Linked DNA regions of Mus musculus: region 1 is linked to region 2. A link is a loop called in an ENCODE intact Hi-C map of the cell type or tissue named here. Cell type or tissue: left cerebral cortex. All regions are shown on one strand. Each heading gives the region's core, and the rest is flanking DNA. Links, peaks and the distances in the headings are about the cores only.

Region 1 (10,137 bases), core at 939-8,938, 850 kb after region 2:
CAGGGTTATAAAGAGAAACCCTGTCTTGAAACAAAAACAAAAACAAACAAACAAAAAAACAAAAGAAAGGAAGGAAGAAAGAAAGAGAGAGAGAGAGAGAGAGAGAGAGAGAGAGAGAGAGAGAGAGAGAAAGAAAGGAAAGTCCAGAGTAAGGCTAGATGGTGGTAGTACACACCTTTAATCTTAGCACTTGGGAGGCAGAGGCAGGCAGATCTCTTACTTGGAAGTTAGCATGGTCTACAGAGTGAGTTCCAGGACAACCAGATCTACACAGAGAAACCCTCTCTCAAAAAAAGAAAAAAACAAAAAAACAAAAATCCAGGGCAATTTTTCACAAAGGCAAATATTTTGCTAATCCCTGGCTAAAAACTTAGTTACTAACTTTCTCAGGGGGGCTTTGATTGGAATGTAAAGTGAATAAATAAATTAATTAATGGGATAAAAACCACAGTTACTTTTCAGTTGCTCTGACAAAACACCAGGACCAAGGCAACTTATAAGGAAAAGTATTTAAAATTGAGGTTCATGGGTTTCAGAGGGTTAGAATGCATGACCACCACAGGGGTTGGGGATGGCATTAGGTGGGCAGGCAGGCATTGTGCTGGACTGTTAGCTGAGAACTCAAATCTCATCTCCATCCACAAGCACAAAGCAGAGAGAACTAACCCGGAATGGCTTGGGCATTTTGAAATCTCAAGGCCAACCCCCAATGACACATTTCCTCCAACAAGGCCACACCTCTTAGTCCTTCCCAAACAGTTCCATTGACTGAGACCCAAGCATTCAAATATGTGAGCCTATGGAGACCATTCTCATTTAAACCACCACACACCATGGGTCAAGTAATGAAAAGGAGAGCTAAGGTATGATGGAGCACACTTGTGACCTCAACACTTGGAATAGGCAGGATCAGAAGTGCTAGGCTGGGCTGGTGAGATGGCTCAGAAGTTAAGAGCACTTACTGCCCTTCTGAAGGTCTTGAGTTCAAATCCTAGCAACCATCTGGTGGCTCACAACCACCTGTAATGAGATCTGATGCTCTCTTCTGATGTGTCTGAAGACAGCTACAGTGTACTTAGATATAATAATAAATAAATCTTTAAAAAAAAAGGGGGGGGGCTGGTGAGATGGCTCAGTGGGTAAGAGCACCCGACTGCTCTTCTGAAGGTCCAGAGTTCAAATCCCAGCAACCACATGGTGGCTCACAACCGTCCGTAACAAGATCTGACTCCCTCTTCTGGTGTGTCTGAAGACAGCTACAGTGTACTTATATATAATAATAAATAAATCTTTAAAAAAAAAAAAAGCTCTAGGCCATACTCAGCTACACAACTGAGGCCAACCTGGGCTATATGAAACTGTGTCTCGGAGGAAAACAAAGTGCATGTATTTAAGCCTGAGTCTGTGGCACAAACAGGTAATCCCAGCACTAGGGAGGCAGATGGGCCTCTTAAGTCGAGGCCATCAACAGACTCAAAAGAAAAATCACCCATATAGTTCTAGGAAGTCAGTATGTAATATTTAAATTTAGAAGGAATGGTAGAAAATTGTTTAAAATTATGAATGGTTGGATTGGAAAGATGGCTTAGCAGATAAGAGCTCACATTGCTCAAATAGAACCTGAGGTCAGTTCCCAAGAGCTATATCAGATGGTTCACAATTGCTAGTAATTCCAATTCTAGGAGATCTGAAACCCACTTCCGACCTCTGGGGGGACTTGTGCTTACATATATATCCCCCACAGAGACACACAGATACATAGATACACATGTAGTAAATAAATAAATAAAAATCTAGAATTATGAGTAGCTAAACACACACACACACACACACACACACACACACACACACACAAACTAACAAACAAAAAAACCCACAAAACAAACTGAAAGTGGTTTTTGGGAAGTAGGCCCAGAGCTTTGAAAGAATAGAGGGAAGAGATTTTTTTTTTTCATTGTACATCTTTTTGTAACAGTGGGTTGGAAATACTTGGATTAAAATCCCAAACAGAACAAAACAATCTTTTTTCTTGGCCCTTTTTTGTTGTTGTTGTTGTTTTGTTGTTGTTTTTTTTTCAAGACAGGGTTTCTCTGTATAGCCCTGGCTGTCCTGGAACTCACTCTGTAGACCAGGCTGGCCTCAAACTCAGAAATCCGCCTGCCTCTGCCTCCCAAGTGCTGGGATTAAAGGCGTGCCACCATGCCCGGCTCTTTCTTGGCCCTTCTTTACCTGTAGAATTAAGTCCAAACAGCTTAGAAACATAACCGTGTCACTTAGTGTGGTTCTCAGAACTGTAGCATGGCTATCCCCCTATAGCTTCTTAGAAATGCAGACTCAGGCTGATGAGATAGCTCAGCGGTTAAGAGCACCATCAGCTCTTCCAAAGGTCCCGAGTTCAAATCCCAGCAACCACATGGTGGCTCACAACCATCCGTAACAAAAATCTGATGCCCTCCCTCTTCTGGAGTGTCTGAAGACAGCTACAGCATACACACATATAATAAATAAATAAATCTTTAAAAAAAATGCAGACTCTCAGGTCTGGGGCTGGGGCTGGGGCTGGGGCTGGGGCTAGAGATGGCTCAGCAGGTAAGAGCACATACGACTCTTAGAGAGGACCCGAGTTCAGTCCTAGCACCCATGTTACATAGTTCACAACTCTAAGTCCAGCTTCTAGGGATCTGTTGCCCTTCTGTGGCCTCTAGACACCTGTACTCATGTGTACATATCCCTACATGAACATACTTTTAAAATACTTGTAATTAAGATAGAAAATTATCTTTAAAATTAATCTTTAAAAAAGATTTTAATTCCTGGTAAGGCAGTGGCAGGTGGATTTCTGTGAGTTCAAAGCCGGTCCACTCTACATAGCAAGTTCTAGGCTATGGACCACACAGTGAGACCCTCTCTGTAAAAAAAGAAAAGCCAGACTGTGGTGGCACCTGCCTTTAACCCCAGTAGAGGCAGGAGGATCTCTTAGTTCCAGGACAGCCTGGTCTACAGTGGGTTCTAGGGCTACACAGAAAAACCCTATCTTGGTAAAACAAAACAAAAGCCAATGCAGGACCTCAGGCTCTAACTTGCCAGGGTTTTCAGAGTACCCATATTTACAGTCAGTCTTAGGAAGCACCTCTTTTGTTAGCCCATGTAAGATGAACATCAAGATTTGTGGATTCCTTCAATTTTAATAATGGTTGTTTCTCACTGGCCAGGGGGATTGCCCTTCTATTACTCTTTCAGCTGATTTCTAGATGCTGGGAGGTGTCTGTGAACTGAGTGGCTGTATTCTAGCCCCTGTAACAGGCACAGCTCCTGAGCAGAAAGCCTTCCAAAACCTCTGCAGCCGTGTTACCTCGATTGGGGCTACTTTTCATCCAGAAAATATTTATTAGCTTCCTGCTGCGTGTCTAGTTGGTGCCAACACAGGGAGAAGGCACTGAGCTTTCTTTGAGGTCTTCAGTTCCAAATCCAGGATCACCTAGTCGAACGCCTCCAGGGCTAGAAGTTGTGTGCATACCACTCGGTACCTCGCTCCCCCAACTGCGCGGCTTTTCTGAGCGTTACGGCGCCCTCCTCCTGTTCCCCCACCCCACCCCCCGCGCGGGGCGGGCGGGGATCCACGGGTTTCGCTCCGCGTTCGTAGCAGAGAAGGGAGGACCCTTGGGAACCGGACCCTGGTCGCCCAGTCCTGTTCTGGCTTGGGCCCACATGGAGGGGACCGCGGAGTCCCAGACGCCGGACTTGCGAGACGTGGAGGGCAAGGTGGGCAGGAAGATCCCTGAAGGACTGCTCCGCGGGCTTCGAGGCGAGTGCGAGCTGGGAACCTCTGGGGACGTGCTGCTCCCGGGGGCGCCCAGCACCGGCCACGGCCTAGGGGACAAGATCATGGCGCTGAGGATGGAGCTGGTGAGTGTGGGTGCTACAGGCCACGGGGAACGGGATATTTGTAGGGGCAGGGGCAGGTTCCCGGAGTTGGGCTGGAGAAGAGGGTCCTTCCAAGATCAATCCATACATCCTGGGTTGAAAGCAGAGTGAAGTGACGTCTCATTATTTGTCTCCCAAGGGTGAATGAAGGGTTGATAGGTCCTGAGAACTGAGAGTAGGAGGCACATCTCTTGGAAGTTTTCCCTGCCCAATAATCGGAAGGAGAGAGGCGAGGGCTAAGTAGCACACAAAAAAAACTTAGTACAGCGCAAATTCTTCCCATCGGCATCCGGGGCCACCAATTTCTTCAGACTCCACTATAAGGCAACCGTTTTCTGCCCCCTTCTCTGGCAAACAGGGGAAGAGGTTTTGTTCTTAAGGCCCTAGGGTGTTCGTGTCAGGATTCAGAAAAAAAAAAAAAAAGAGCTTTGGTGAGGTAATACCTGCTGGAAACTGCCTGCACTGGTGGGGCACACTAAAAACCTGTCCTTTTCCTAAGCATCCCACCATCACGGTATTAGACGTTCGAAGACCTTAATAGAGGCACAGTAGCACCACAGTACGAGTTGGTCCTTCACCTGGGGCTCAGTCTCAGACAGAGTCTCAGGGTCTCTGTACCTTCTTGCAGAAAGGGGGAGGAAACAGCCACACCTCCCCACCCCCTTCTCTGGTAGCTGTTGGTCTGGTTTCTGAGCCAAATGGGCAGCCGGGTCCCAGCGGTCTCTCCTGGGGCCCTGGTTCCGGTGAAAGAGATGAATTACACCTGCCACCACTTTGCAGCCAGTTCTGGAGAACTGAGGAACTGCCAGCTACTCACTGGCTCTGAACCAGAAGCCCACACTGGCTTAACAAGTCTTCCTGGGGCCCCACTGTGTGCACAACCTGTGGCAAGCAGATCTGGAAGGGTGGAAGGAAGGACATGGGACCTTGAAGGCAGGTCCAGGGCTTTCATTCTATGGTAAGAGAGGCTAAGAGAACCTTCGGAGCTGAGTGGTCAGAGAGGATCGCTGAGGGCAGGATCTGAATGCCAAGTGTGCATTTGGCTTTGAAGGTTGTATCTGAGTGCCAGATTCTGCTGAGCAGGGCTGTGGCTGTATTCTCCTCTTAAAGAGGTCTGGTTTGTCTCTTTGTACAAATTGCTCAAGGCATAGAGAGAGTTTACCTAGTTTGTCCTTTGAAAACTAAGGTGTTTTGTTTTGTTTTATTTTTGAGATGTGGGCTTACTGTGTAGCTCAGGCTGGCCCCAAACTCATATTCCTCTTATCTCAGGCTCTTGAGTGCTGGAATTATGGGCATGTGCTACCATTCCCTGCTGGAAATTAAATTATACTTAGAATATAAGCCATGTGTTAACATCCAGGATGGTACAAGGTGTTTTTCTTTTTAAAGAACTTTAAGAAACTTTATGTGTAGGAGTATTTTGCTGGTGTGTGTATGTGTGTATCACATGCATACCTGTTGCCCATGGATGTCAGAAAGAGCATCCAATCAATTGGAACTGGAGTTATGGATGGTTGTAAGGTACTATGTGGGTGCTGGGAACCTAACCTGGGTGCTCTGTGAGAACAAGTGCTCTTGACTGCTGAGCCACCTCTCCCCAGCCATTCTTCTCGGAGGTCCTGAGATTGAACCCTCTCACACGCTAGGAGAGCGCTCTACAATCCAGCTGTACCACGGCTGCTATGTGATGTCTCCTCCATGCTTGGCTTGATACATGGTATTTCACAGATGAAAGAATGAGGTAAGAAGAGGTTAAGCAGTTGCCCAAGGTCACTCAGGAAAGTCAAGTCAGGATTGGAGCCCAGATCATCTGGCCACATTCATCATGAAGACATGCTTTGTGCCAGATACTTTAGGCACACTTTGTGTCATTGAAATGAGAAAAGTTTCAAACGCCCATGGGCTTGCTTCTCATACAGGGAATCCGGAGGCCAGCCTGACCTCTGACTCTCATTCTTTATAAACTTTGAGGGAGTACATTTAACTTCTAATTTCGTCTTTTAACTTTTGGCCCATCGAGCCTGGGGTCTAGGTTTCCCATGAACAGTGTACCAGTAGAGGAGGAAGATCTCCAGTCAGGCTCCTTTCTCCCTCAGGCCAGGAAAGCATTGATTTCTTCTTGTACTCTGCTCTACCCTCTGGTTTACTGAAGCACAAGGGTAGGGCAGGAGGTTTGAGGCCAGTAAGGCAGAGCTGACCCAAGCCCTCTGATATGCCCCTCGCCCTGCTCTCCTTGTGTAGGAGCAGACACTTGCCCTTCAGGCTAAGGTCAACCCTGCTGTTGGCTTCCTACTCTTGCTTTGTTTCCCTAGTCTGTAAAGAGCCAGATTCTGAGATGTGTGGGAATGGCAAACAATGGCAATCTCTCAGTCCACCCAAAGAGCTGTTGCTATGAGAAGCCACCCCCACAGAGCAGTTTGTGAGAATGTATTAGGCAAAGAATGGAGGAAAGACATGGGTTCAAATCTTCTCTCTGCTTCTGATGTGTTTGCTGTCTTAAGGAGGGCCCTGTCTCCTCCTTGTCTTTAGGGCTTTTTACCCTTTGGTGGAGGAAATAGGGGATAACTGTAGAACTAGACACCTGTTAAGAGCTTTTATTTTACTGACAATGTTTAATGCCAGCAGTCAGTTACCATGGCTCTACAAATTGGTCTTCCGGCTTTTAACCTGAGGCCCGATTTGGGTTGAACACAGAGGGAGCCCTGCTCTGAACACCTGGGCTGGGCAGAGTCTCATCTACTTAAGGGGAAGAGAAGGAGCCTCCAGGGAAAAGCATTAGGTGGCCTCTATTTATCTTCTGCTCTGTTTCCAAAGAGATGGCATGAAATGAGTGTTTCTTTTTCTATCGAGAAAGCCTTCTGCTTCTATTCTGGGAGATGATGCTGTCACAGTCAGGGAATCCCACTGTTGCAGGATTAAAGAATCTGGTGCTCAGAGTGGTTTCCTAAGCAACACAGTACAACTCAGCCTCTTGAGTCTTGGGGACCAACAGAGAGATCAGATAAATGAAGGGGAGTGAATCACAAAATTGAACTACAGCTATTCTATGCAACCTTAGGCAGAGAACCTCAAATGAATTGGGCAGGGATTGCTCTCAGGGTTAGGGAAGGAAGAGACTGACTGAGGCTTGTACAGGAAGAGAAATGCTGTTGGGGGCTGGGGATGCTCCGATGTTGAGTGCTTGCCTTTCTGAAAGCCCTGAGTTGAATCCTCAGCACTACATAAAACTGGGTGTGGCACGGCATGCCTGTAATCCCAGCACTCTGGAGGTTAGGCAGCAGAATCAGAAGTTCAAGGAAAAATGCTGGAATGAGGGCCTGCCTCCCAGAAGAGCTGACCCGGAGGAGTGACGTGGTGTCAGGTGTTTGCCACCTAGAACTGGAGGAGGGTACATCCTTCGGTTGGAATGTTTCTCTCCACTGTCTAGTCAAGGCTAGCCTAACCAGTCTTAGCTCACGTCTTCCATCTAGGTTTGGGCTATGGCCCTCCGGGTGGGTACAATTCTCTGGAGCAGTTGTTTACCATTTGTCACATGGAATTTGAAAGTTATATTTTCTGTTTGTTTTGCCTGTTTATGTATGTGTGGACCATTAATATGACTGGGGTCTGCAGAGGTCATAAGAGGGCTTCATTTCTCCTGGGACTGGAGTTAAGGATTGTTATGAGACACTATGTGGGGGCGCTGGGAACTGAACTCGGTCTTCAAAAACAGCAAGTGAAGTCAGACATTGCATTGTGGCATACACTTTTAATCATATGGGAGGCAAAGGCAGGTGCCCTTACCTGCTAAGTCACCTTGCTGGCCCTCTAAGTCCTTTTAAAAAATATCTTCTATTTTGAAATAGTTGTCTAGAATGACCTTGAATTTGCAATCTTGCCTCTACCTCTTCAGTAGCTGGGATTACAAACTATGCCACCAGGCCCATTTCTATATGAGTTGGTTGATTTTGTTTGAAACTGAAACTAAATATAAATTTAAAAGCAATAATGTACCAGGTGTACTGGTGTGCTCCTTTAATCCCAGGACTCGGAGAAGACAAGGGCAAACAGAGCTCTGTGAGTTTGAGGCTACCTAGGCATACAGAGTGAGCTCCAGGCCAGCCAGGGGGACACAGTGAGACCTATCTCAAAAACAACAACAAAGGTAGCAGGATCTTGGTTCGCAGTGAGGTGACTCAAGCTAGAGATGGACAAGGGCCCCAGTGTGACAGGCTTGGGAATGCAGCTGCGGATGCGGGTAGACTTCGTTCTCAGAGCACGGCAAAGCACAGGAGCAGCTTCAGACTCGTGCTTGAGGAGGTTAGCCTGGGGCACTTGCATGCGGAGGGGTCCTGGAGATTACGCTGTGAGCATTACTCTTCCTTCCAGGAGACTAAATGGAGACCACTGGCCCCAAATCCCAAGTATTGGGATTCTGACCCTGAGCTTTGCCTGGTTACCCAGTCTTCAGGCAATCAAGCTAGCACTCACTTGACTCCTCAGCTCCTACCTCCTTTTGGCCCAGACTGCTTCCCAGATAACACCTTAGGAGCTATCCTTTGGTTTCTAAGTCCTATGGGTGAGTCTGGGTTGGTCTAATAGTTTACCTCGAATAGAAGGTGTGAAGCCCAGTGTCTTAGTGTCCTATTGCTGTGAAGAGACAGCATGGCCACAGCAATTCTTCCAAGGGAAAACATTTATTTGGATCAGCTTAGAGTTGAGAGGTTTGAAACATGGTGGCATGAAGGCAGGCATGGGGCTAGAGAACTCCACATCTTGATCCTCAGGCTGGAGAAGGAAGGAGACTGAGAAACACTGAGTATAACTTGAGGAGACCTCAAAGCTCACCCACTACTAACACACTTTCTCCAACAAGGCCACCCTCCTTATAGTGCCACTCTCTACGGGCCAAGCATTTAAACATATGAGTGTGTGGGGGGGCATTCCTCTTCAAACTACCACACCCAGTCAGAATGGATTTTGGATTTGTGTGTATGTGTCCATGTGCTGTATCTGCATGTACACCTACATGCTAGAAGAGGACATCAGAACTCATTACAGATGGTTGTGAGCCATCATGTGGTTGCTGGGAATTGAACTCAGTACTTCAGGAAGAGTAGTCGGTGCTCTTAATCACTGAGCCATCTCTCCAGCCCCCTAGTTCAGTTTTTTAAAAGCAACCAAAATTCTCAGGGCAGGAACCAAACTCCAGTTCTCATGAGAAGCACCAGCACTTAACTGTTGAGCCATCTCTTAAGCCCCTGGCCTCAAACTCTTGATTCCCACCTCAGCCTGTTTGCTTGTTTGATTTTTGAGACAGTGTGTTACTATGTAGTCATAGCTAACCTGTAACTCACTTTGTAGACTAGGCTGGCCTTGATCTTCCTGCCTCTGCCTCTCAAGTGTTTCCTCAGTTTCTTAAGTGCTAAAGTTATATGCATGAACCATATTTTTTTTAAATCTTGTTTTATTTTATTATTTTATTTCATTAATTTTAAAACAGGGTTTCATGAAGCTCCGGCTGGTCTTGAACTGCCAACATAGCTGAGAATGGCCTTGAACTTCTGATCCTCTTCCTTCCACCTCCAGAGTGCCTGGATTACAAGTGTGCATCACCACCTTAGTTTATCCAGTGCTAGGGACAGAATCCAGGGCCTAGTGCATGCTAGGCAAGTGTTCCTCCCACTGAGCTACATCCAACCCCCCTAGCCTCATATTTTAATATTTAACACCTACAAAGCCTCCCCTGTAGAAAGTGCACACCTGATAGCATTTCAAAATCCTTGCTTTCATGCTGTAAAGTGAATGATTTAGCCTGTTTTTCCTTTTCTTTCTTTTTTAGTTTTTATTTATTTATTTTTTGAGACAGGGTTTCTCTGTGTAGCTCTGGTTGTCCTGGAGCTCACTTTGTAGACCAGGCTGGCCTCAAACTCAGAAATCCTCCTGCCTCTGGGATTAAATCCGTCACTACCGGGCTAGCCTTGTTTTTCAATCAAGGAAACTGAGGCTCAAAGAAAATAGAATAGCTACTTAGAATCGTGTAGCTAATCAATAGGAAAGTTGTTTTGTTGTTGGTGGGTTTTTTTGTTTTGCTTTGTTTTTTGAGCTAGGGTTTCTCTGTGTAAGCTCTGTAGACCAGGCTTGCCCCAAACTCAGAGATCCGACTGCCTTTGCTCTCGAGTGCTGGGATTAAGGCATGCACCACTGCCTGGTTGGGAAGTTGCTTTTTTGTCT
Region 2 (10,137 bases), core at 836-8,835:
AAGCAGTTCAGGTATTTGCTGCCACAGGCCTTCAGGAACCTCTGGGGTTCCATTCAAGCTAAGCTTGGTCCCGCCCCCGCCCCCAGGACAGCTTACTCACTCATCAATGTTCACGTCACTCAGCTTCTTCAGGTTGTCCCCTTCACCCCCATAGACTACTACCCGTTTCGGCATGAAGTTGTCATCTGTGGTATCCACTGTGAGTAGCAGCTTCCTGAGGACCCAGAGTATGTATCTGAATGAGTCTCTAGGCACCCGCAGCACATGGCTCATCCACCCTGTCATGCCCAGAGCCCACTCACTTGACAATTGTGCCTTTCTTCATGGTAAGCCGTACCCAGTGTTGGCACTGGGACCCATCACTCTCCCAGTAGGTATCTGCGTTGCTATCTGTCAGGCAGGACACATTGAACTCCTCCTAAGGTAAGGGCAGAGAGGTGCTGTCACACTGGGCATGTGTGTTGGGTCAGGGAACAGAAACAGCAGAGTTGGAGTGGGTGTGGGATAGGAAGGGTGTCTGGGGTCCTTAGAGGGGTTCCAAGGGTAGTGGGACTAAGTATGGTCTATGGGGACATGGGTTTGGCCCTAGTTTGGTGATGGGAGTTCTGGACCTAGCATTGAGGGATGTGACTGTATCTAGGCACAGGAGGAGTCCAGTACCCACCGTATAGGAAGAAACATCTATGCTCTCCACATACTGCTTCACACTACCCAGGTTCTCATCTTCTTTGCCCAGGTGGTCATATAAGAAGTGGATCAGGTCCTCGTCGCACTCATATGTCCATGTTGGGGGCACATAGCTAAATAGCCCCAAGCCCCTAATTAGGTTGGATTCAGGCCCTGCTCCCTCCTCTCCCACCCCGTTCCAGATAACTCACAGTAGCCTTTGTATAGCTTCTGTATATGCCTCTGCTGGCTGAGGCCTGGATCCCAGGCGATGTGAATAGGTCAGGTCCACTACCTGTTCCCATCTGTAGGCACAGAGTGGAGTAAATGAGGAGGGAGGTACGGGGAAACAGGACACCACCTTCAGGATCTGGAGCCTTGGAGTTCTAGCTCCAAGCCTAGAAGCCTCATCCCCCTTCAGGTCTCATCTCTGCCAGTTCTTACCCCACCTCCACCCAAATCTCTCTCTCTCACACAACCCAAGGTTTAGATTTTGGTTGTGTTTCGAAACCCTCCGCATCCGCCAGACACCAAATAGCGTCCTTTGAGTTGCAGGACCTGAGCACCGGCCGGTAGTCCACGCCAAATAGCTGCTGCTGCCGCTGCAGGTGGTCGGGAGTGTCAATAGGTACAAGGCGGGCTCCGCCCTCTGCTGGTCGACACACTAGAAGCCAGCCTTCGTCCAGACTACAGTCACTCAGGTGTTCGGCCAGCTGCTCCTGCAGGGACGAGTCAGATGGGGACAGAAATCAACTCAATTGCTCGCCCAGCCCAGCCCGGGGCAAAGAGCACGGAAAGCAATGCCAGCTCATTATGGGATAAGGGGGCGGAACAACCAGGGCTCTGGCTAGATCCAGGGGGTCTTTTGTGGGGTCCCTGCCATCCGGGGCGCACCTTGGTCAACTTCACCCAGAGCCCGTGGCCGTTGCACAGCTCCTCGCCAGTGGTGCGCACACAGGCGCCGCGCCGGAGCTCGATACTGTCACGGGCGGCGCGCAGGGGTCCAGAGCCTGTGCCCGGGGCAGCGCCCACGGCTCCCACACGCAGCCCCAGGCCCTCTGCTTCCCACACGGGCAGCAGCACGCGCGAGGGTCCCGCCGGGTCCTTGTACAGCTTGTAGAGCACTTCCCGCGGCACGAAAGCTAGCGCCGCAGGCAGTGGCAGCCCGGCCCGGAGGCTCCGCGCCGCCTCCGCCAGGAAGCGCACGCGACCCAGGAGCTGCCGCGGGGACTCAAGCGCCGCGCCGGGGCCAGGGCCGGCCATAGCGAAGCCGCTGAAGTGAGACTCGTCCAGGGAAACCCTGGCCGGCCGCAGCCAGGGGACAGCAAGCAGAGCTTCCCACCACACCCGGCCCCACCTCCCACCCTACCTTACCGTATGTTTTAGATTAAATGCACAACCTATTACCACCATAGTGTCAGGTGTTCCTATTTTGTAACCCGCCACCGAGTGCTACTATCCTTGTTCAGTCTTTATTCGACCCACTCTGATGATTTGGAGTCCTGTCTTTGTCTCCCCGTCCCCAACGAATATTACATTTGAAGAAATCTTTTTGTTGTTATTGTGTTGTTTTGTTTCTCTGTGTAGTCCTGGCTGTCCTGGAACTCACTACAGTCTGTAGATCAGGTTAGCCTCAAACTCAAAGATCCTCGCACCTCTACCATCCGACTGCTGGGATTGAAAGCGTGAGCCACCACACCAGGCTTGAGAAATCTTATAAAAATTGTTCAACTATCCTAGGGGGCGTGTGACTAAAATGTTTGGTAGAATGACCCCTTTTCCAGTCACTGATAGGAATGTACAATCGTTCTGGATAGATGCTATTTGTTGTTTCTAATTCCAGGAGACTAATAATCGTTGCCCACTTAAATGCGATTTTGGCTTCCTAGACGATTGCTAGAGCAGTTCCTGTCCTGCTCAGCACTCTTACCACTTCTACAAATTGGTTAGTAGTGTAAATGTAGAGCCTAAAATCTTCGGTTTCTATACAGCTAGACGACATTGTGAGACTCATGGACTGGAGTGAGAGCGAGGCTTGTACTAAGTCTTCTATACCACAGATGAGAAAAGTTTTAACATGTATTGGGAAGTCATTTCTTTGGGGCATTTGCTACTGCGTCGCAACAGTGGACTTTACGGTAAAAAATTGTTTGGGTCCTACGGGCAGCAGGGAGGGCAGCCCCACAGCTGTCACTGGATCGGTCACGTGGTTCTCAATATGGCGCCGCCCAGGGTTCTCTTCAGGAAGGGGCGGGGACTGGGGTGTCGGGGCGGAGCCTCAGATTAAAGCGGAGACCGCTCAGTTACTGTTTACCATGGAGGCGAACGGGTTCGGGTGAGTTTTCTGCTGCACGCGCTTGTGGCTACGTTACTTTCTGATCCGAGTCTTCCAATTCAGGGATATGTCCTTAAACTCTTATTTTTATTGGAGCTCTCCAAGTCTGAACCCAAGTCGCTGAGATTCCAAATCTTGCAGTCATGGAACAGAACCTTTCCCGCTCCCTGCCCCCCCCTCTTCCCGCAGTCTCCATTCCAGGGACTACCGTGCGGGACTGCGTCCCGAGACTTTCTTTCGAGGTGACTCAGAACTTCTAACTAGCACCTGGGACCATCAGCTTTGATCCTTTCTCGTTTTGGGGATCCCAGCTTCTCATGCTTGCCGCTCGGTTCCCCAAATTAACTCCTTTCCCCTAATCCCCTTACTGGATCTTCATTCCACTTCTCTAGTCCCTCCAGTTTCTTTGAGTTTGGGAAAGTGGACAAATGTGTAGGAAAGAGGCCCTAGTGGGGCCCTCCTCCTGGGAGCTTGTGCGCCACTTGATAGAGGGGAGGCGGTGGGCGGGGAGCCATGGTTTGCAAGCTGGTCTGGAGTAGGCAGATAACGGCCTGACTGGACCGGTGCCCTCCCCGAATCCCAGTCTAGCATAATGACATTTACTCCTACCTGTACCTTTCACCTGATCTCCAGACTCCAGAATTTCCCGGAGCTGAAGAATGACACGTTCCTGAGAGCAGCCTGGGGAGAGGAAACAGACTATACTCCCGTTTGGTGCATGAGACAGGCAGGCCGCTACTTACCAGGTCAGGGGCAAAGCTGTGGTCTAGATAAAACCTGAAATTCTAGATGGTGAAGATAGGAGAAGATAGTAACTTTGGAAGACCTTGTGGCTGAGTCCTGTCCTCCATCTCCCCTTGTAGAGTTTAGGGAAACCAGGGCTGCCCAGGACTTCTTCAGCACCTGCCGATCTCCCGAGGCTTGCTGTGAACTGACTCTACAGGTGAGGGCCCCACGAACCAGGGTGGGGTTCATGCCCCCAGTGTGTCTCCTTACTAACCTACTTGCTATTCCCTGCAGCCACTACGAAGGTTTCCTCTGGATGCTGCCATAATTTTCTCTGACATCCTTGTTGTACCCCAGGTACTCAATCCTGATCCTGGATTGTGGACTTTAAAAAAAGAGGGGAGAGGGAGGAAGGCACTCATTGGAAATCCTCTGTCTTGTCAGGTTTAAATACATAACGGGGAAGCGGCAAACGCTAGGGATGGAGTTTGCAGGAGGTTTTAGTCTTTTCTTTGTTGCATACGTTGAACAGAAACCTCTGAGTTCCAGGCTGTGTACCCATATATTTTATCCCCCTTAAGGCATTGGGCATGGAGGTGACCATGGTACCTGGCAAAGGACCCAGCTTTCCAGAGCCATTAAGAGAAGAGCGGGACTTAGAGCGTCTACGGGATCCAGCAGCAGCGGCTTCAGAGTTAGGCTATGTGTTCCAAGCCATCACCCTTACTCGACAACGGCTGGCCGGACGTGTGCCACTAATTGGCTTTGCTGGTGCTCCGGTAATGCGGCCAGGGGTGTGGATGGGAGCATGGAGAGGTCAGGCTCCTAGGTCTGGAATAGACAAGGGATCCTGTGTCTGCCGTCCTCATCTTTTTGTAGTGGACCCTAATGACATACATGGTTGAAGGCGGCAGTTCAAGCACCATGGCTCAGGCCAAACGATGGCTCTACCAAAGGCCACAGGCCAGTCACAAGCTGCTTGGCATACTCACTGATGTTCTGGTCCCATACCTAATAGGACAAGTGGCTGCTGGTGCTCAGGTGAGTCTTTAGGGACAAATAGGTAAATGGTTTCCCAAACTGGAGAAAGCAGGGATGTTACTTTTCCTCCAATGATCTGGTTAGAGTATCTAAGTGGTTTTCAACCTTCCTAATACTGTGACCCTTTAATACAGTTCCTCATGGTGTGGTGACCCCCAACTATAAAATGATTTTGTTGCTAATTCATAGCTGTACTTTTCCTACTGTTGTAAATTGTAATGTAAATATCTGGTATACAGGAGATCTGATATGCGACCCCTGAGAGAGGGTCATTCCACCCAGAAGGGGTTGTGACCCACAGGTTGAGAACCATGTAGATTCTTAGCCCTTCCTGAGACTGTCAGCAGGGCTTTAAGGTCTGAGGGTCTGGAGAAGGTAAAACTTTATTGTTATTATTATTTTTGATTCACCTGTTTCTGCCTCCCCAGTGCTCGGGTTAAAATCATGTGCACCACTGCCTGCCCCTCTCTCTTTCTTTCTCTCTCTTTTCTTTTTTCTCTTTTCTCTTTTCTTTTCTTTTTTCTTTTCTTTCTGTGTATCCTTGGTTGTCCTGAAACTCAATCTGTAGACTAGGCTGGCCTCAAACTCACAAACTCACAGGTCCCCCTACCTCTGCTTCCCAAGTGCTGGGATTAAAGGTGTGCACAACCGCTGCTGGTTTCTATTTTTTCTTTTAAGGCAAAACTTGTTGTGCCTCAGGGAATGTGTCAGGGTTTAAAGTCACCTGAGGAGAATTAAGATATCATGTGTCTATGGAGCCTGAGGTACTTCCTCTTTGTGTGTTTTTCTTGTCACCTGTTTATAGGCATTGCAGCTCTTTGAGTCCCACGCAGGACATCTTGGCACCGAGCTCTTCAGCAAGTTTGCACTGCCCTACATTCGTGATGTGGCCAAGCGAGTGAAGGCTGGGTTGCAGAAGGCAGGCCTGGCACCAGTGCCCATGGTGAGGACTGGGACAGGTGGAGTGAAGGTTGCAGCACTCAGCCTGCATAAACTGAAATCACCACTGGAGGGCAGCAAAAGTGCACCCGAGAAAGGCTTAGCATCAGCGATCTGCTCTTTCTCTCCAGATCATCTTTGCTAAGGATGGACATTTTGCCCTGGAAGAGCTGGCCCAGGCTGGCTATGAGGTAGTTGGACTTGACTGGACAGTGGCTCCAAAGAAAGCCCGGTGAGTGACAGAGGAGTGGGCAGGAGAGGCTGAGGTGGAGGAGGTAAAATCCCCAAATAATGCAGCGAGACTGTGGCAATGGCTCTGCTTCCAGGGAACGTGTCGGGAAGGCAGTGACCCTGCAGGGGAACCTGGATCCCTGTGCCTTGTATGCATCTGAGGTAATAATTGGGTCCAACATAAGTGTACAAAGTTTTCTCTGTGTACTGTGCAATAGTTGGGAATCACATGTGTATGGTTTATTGTACCTGTCTCTCCTTTCCTCAGTTCTGTACACACAATGTAAACTCTAAGAAAGCAGGACATTTTTACAATTTAAATTTTATTTTTGTGGCTGTCCATTTGTCTGTCCCACCCACGGACACTCCTTGAAGCTAAGGACCCAACCCAGAACCTTGTGCTTGCTTGCTGGGCAGGCTTTCTACCACTGAGTTAAGTTCCTAACCCTGCCTCCCTGTTTTGAGACAGAGTCTCATGTAGCCCAGGTTAGCCTCAACCTCACTGTATTGCTGAGGTTGGCCAGGAACTTGAGGTTCCTGCCTCTCTCCCCTAAAGTGCTAGGATTATGGATATACCCCATCACACCCAGCTCTCATTTGTATTTTTTGGAAATATTTATTTTTTATTATTGTGTGTTGGGTCTGTATCTATGGTGCATATGAGGAGGTCTAGGACAACTTTGTGGAGTCAGTTTTCTTCTTCTACCTTTGTACGGGTCCTAGTGATTGAACGGAGGTCATCAGAGGTTGCATAGCAAGCACCTGACCTGCTGAGTCACCTCACAGGCTCCCCACTTCTATTTTCTTAATGTTTGGGACATATGAGGAGTCTGATACGTTGTTAATGACAGTCACACTGTGTAGAAGCACTCCTGTGCATGTGTGTGGAGGGAGGATGCAGCTTTGCTGGCCTCTCCTGTAGACAGTACCCTCTTGGTTCTCTAGGAAGAGATCGGTCGGCTGGTGCAGCAAATGCTGGATGACTTTGGGCCTCAACGCTACATTGCCAACCTAGGGCATGGGCTTTACCCTGACATGGACCCAGAACGTGTAGGAGCCTTTGTGGATGCTGTACACAAACATTCACGCCTGCTTCGACAGAATTGAGTACATGCCTTTCTGCTCAAGTGCCACCAACAGAGATTGTTTCCAGGAGAATAAAACTTCCAGAGTTGGAGTCTAGCATGTTCTTTTGTAAAGGCTTATGTCCTGATCCTCAGTTCTTTCTGAAGCCCCCTCCTTTCCTGCCCAGCCCCCCCCCGTTTCTCTCTCTCTCTCTCTCTCTCTCTCTCTCTCTCTCTCTCTCTCTCACACACACACACACACACACACACACACACACACACACACACACACACACACACGACCTCAAACTCACAAAGATCCACCTACCTGCCTCTCAAGTGCTGGAATTAAAGGCGGTACCAGCAGCCCGGCTCCTTTGTTCCTTTTGTTATGCTTCCTCTGCATAGTCTCCCCCAGTCTGGGGCTCAGGTATCAGGGAAGACGTGAGCACACACTACAGCATTAACACCAGGCTCACACTACCGATATGCTAACAGCCATGCGAGCTCAGGAGTGACATGATAATAGGTACAGCTTTCCAGGTAGTTGGAGCTATGGCATTTATAGACAAGGGTCAGGGTCCCTGTAACACAGGGCTGTGTGTCTCTGAAGGAAGGAGAAGCAGCTCAAAAGGGGGCACAGAAGATGCTAAAACACTTCAGAGTTCAGGAGGGAAAGAGGAGCTAAAGGAAACAGGAACTAAGGAGACTTCAGTTTTGATGCCGTCGTATGGGAGGGCAGAAACATACAGAGCTTAGTTGCTTAAGATCGTAGCCTTAGGCAAAAAGGTCTCTGAAGCCAAAGGGTCCTCTGGCCTTTAAGTTCACTGTGCACCATCTTCTGAGAATACCCACTGGTGTTCTCAGACTCTTGTGCCCTGATCACCGTGTGGTATTAGGAGAGTACTGTTTCCTAGGTCAGAGTCTCGGGGTGCCTTAGAGCTATGGGCATGGGTGTGATGTGAGGAATCTTCCAACTGGTCATTACATCTCTGTTTAGGCCCAACCAGCTCCCTGTCCCATCAAAGGAGAGAAGGGCCTCATTTACTGAGAGAACACAATTTCTGCTTTTAGAAAAATCATTTCTGTGAGCCATGATTTATTCATAGAAAAGCACTGAGTTCACATACTTGCTAAAAAAGGGCAATCATGATACAGAAATGGGAGTGGCTTCTCCTTTTTTTGCCAACCCATTGGGCTGAGACAGTGTAGGGGCCCTTGGCTGGACAGTAACACATTTATTAGTAGCCACGAACAGCGAATACAACTTACTGGTCAGCTTGGAATAAAAAAGATGACAAGTAGGTTTCAAAGAGAAAAATAAAGTCAGTCAGACAGAAAGGTCCTCAGTTCATTCTCTAACTACACCACCCCTTCCCTATCAAACCCCACCCAACTCAGGAACTAAGACAAAACAGTAAACACCGAAGACACCTGTATCCAACTGAGTCTTCTGAATGCCCTTGCTACCTCCTATAATTCCAGGCTAAGCATAGGGGTCATGAAGTAGTACAAACGTGATACACTGTGGAGGTCAGCATGGGCTAAGATGGGGCTTATCCGCTAGAACTAGAAACTAGGAAGGGCAAGGCTAAAGGAATACCAGCCTCAGCCTCCGAGTGAGCTACCAATGAGATTATGATGAGAGTAGGCAGAGGAAGTTTGAGGTAGAGAGTTGGAGGAAGAAAACACGTTTGTGTAAAAAAAGAACTATGGAGCAAAAGTGGCCAGTCTTAAGAGCAGAGGGACACGTGCTTAGAAACGTGTTTGCTGAGAGAAGGTAAACAGAGGAGGCACAGGATGCATAACAGTGCTCAGCTAGCAAGAGACTAAGGGACGGATGGGCAAGAGAGAGTTGGCGGAAGGCACACTCATGCAGAGCCTCAAGTGTGAAGACACTGACAGACTACACGTAGAGACCACTCGCATAAAGACACATCATGGTCAGCAGGCATACCTTCAGAGACAAACATGTTTACACATAGGTACCCGTGTGAGCCTAGATACACACATACACTAAACATGAAGACATGAGTACACTTAACACTTAGGTATGTGTTATCACTCACAAATGAAACCCAGTCTAACACATGTCACACAATTAACAGAACTGACACAGGCATGCACACGTGTATCTTTGTACACAGACACATGTTCATACACACATACACACTGGAGATGAGAGCAGATTCTCTAACATAAAGGTGACCAGAGCAGATGTATCTTGTAAGCTCAGCGGCTTCCTGGACCTTCGTCTTCTCCCTGCACTTGTTATTCAGGTGTTCATCAGGCTCCTGGAGTGTGTGAGGCAGAGGCCGGAGCTTCTGTGTTCACAACGTTGTGAGACAAATATCTAAGCCACTCTTGACCTCTGCCCCTCAATGACCATTAGGCTAGGTGTCCTATCTTCAGGCCACAGTTTCTGACATATAAGACTTGGATTTTAACTGTCCATTTTTCTCCCTGCCGCCCCCACTTATCCACTGCCAACAGCATATACTCTGTACGGGAAACCTGAGAAATGGTTGTGAGTCTCCTCAGAAAACAAGCCTATTCTCCCACCCACAGCTACTTTAAGTGCCCGTCAAATCAGAGTCGGAATTATAAATAGTTACAGCTTTACAATGCTTGACGACACATATACTATAGTATTTACAGTACCATAAATGCTTCTGTTTTCTCTGGTTAAGCAATCCCTGAGACGGAACAGTGTTCTGTGTTTGCCAAGGGAGTGGGGCCAATGGCCAGGACACGCAGGATATAGGGGCGTGAGGTGACATGTTGTGGGGGGGCTTCTGACCGGTCTGCAGGGTCCAGCTCCTCAGGAACTGTAGAGCTGGAGTGAGAAGCTTGCCAAGGCAGGAATACTGGCGAATGTCAGACTCTTCCCATCCTTAGGTCTGTGGTACTGAGTCCTCTCAGGGTAGACAGATGTTTCAGAGTCCTTGTCCTGACCTGGAAGCTCAGGCTGCCCTAGCAGCAAGTGATCCACTTTCTCAGCCAAAGCGCTCCCGAACCAACAGCATCAGCTTCTTCTTGCCTTTGTATATCTGTTTGAGGTTGTCAATGAATTGGGCAAATTGCAAGTGACCATCCTGGGGCAGTAGGAAGGTCTCACGAGCTTTGCTCAGAAAC

What was found. Hi-C counts contacts between places; a loop is a spot of excess contacts. Peaks named below come from ENCODE experiments on the same cell type or tissue, not always from the same donor. Only the 100,000 strongest peaks of a DNase experiment are listed, where the experiment ranks them.
Region 1: it touches region 2 in a loop (5-fold over the local background); 4 of 42 quality-filtered maps call a loop at or near these places.

The regions. Positions count from the first base shown.
Region 1 is chr4:116,138,066-116,148,202 of GRCm38, reverse strand. Lurap1 (leucine rich adaptor protein 1) reads left to right here and starts at 3,587. Exons shown (of 2, transcript NM_026547.1): 1 at 3,587-3,906. The coding sequence starts at 3,709. It overlaps 2510003B16Rik (RIKEN cDNA 2510003B16 gene), which reads right to left. Exons shown (of 3, transcript NR_131048.1): 3 at 9,362-9,497. In left cerebral cortex, for the core only: a CTCF peak has its summit at 4,697; DNase peaks (open chromatin) are centred at 4,739, 4,906, 6,328, 6,801 and 1 more place; H3K4me3 peaks cover 2,232 bases; H3K27ac peaks cover 2,573 bases.
Region 2 is chr4:116,987,195-116,997,331 of GRCm38, reverse strand. It overlaps Zswim5 (zinc finger SWIM-type containing 5), which reads right to left. Exons shown (of 14, transcript NM_001029912.2): 14 at 8,227-10,137. The coding sequence ends at 9,999. Urod (uroporphyrinogen decarboxylase) reads left to right here and starts at 2,919. Exons shown (of 10, transcript NM_009478.4): 1 at 2,919-3,001; 2 at 3,635-3,747; 3 at 3,865-3,944; 4 at 4,022-4,084; 5 at 4,309-4,506; 6 at 4,607-4,768; 7 at 5,574-5,711; 8 at 5,839-5,939; 9 at 6,034-6,100; 10 at 6,884-7,367. The coding sequence starts at 2,982. The coding sequence ends at 7,045. Hectd3 (HECT domain E3 ubiquitin protein ligase 3) reads right to left here and starts at 1,998. Exons shown (of 21, transcript NM_175244.4): 1 at 1,561-1,998; 2 at 1,225-1,385; 3 at 879-971; 4 at 665-800; 5 at 303-418; 6 at 101-214. The coding sequence starts at 1,929. In left cerebral cortex, for the core only: CTCF peaks have their summits at 1,312 (motif pointing left) and 5,772 (motif pointing right); DNase peaks (open chromatin) are centred at 1,988, 2,885, 3,462, 5,772 and 1 more place; H3K4me3 peaks cover 2,796 bases; H3K27ac peaks cover 925 bases.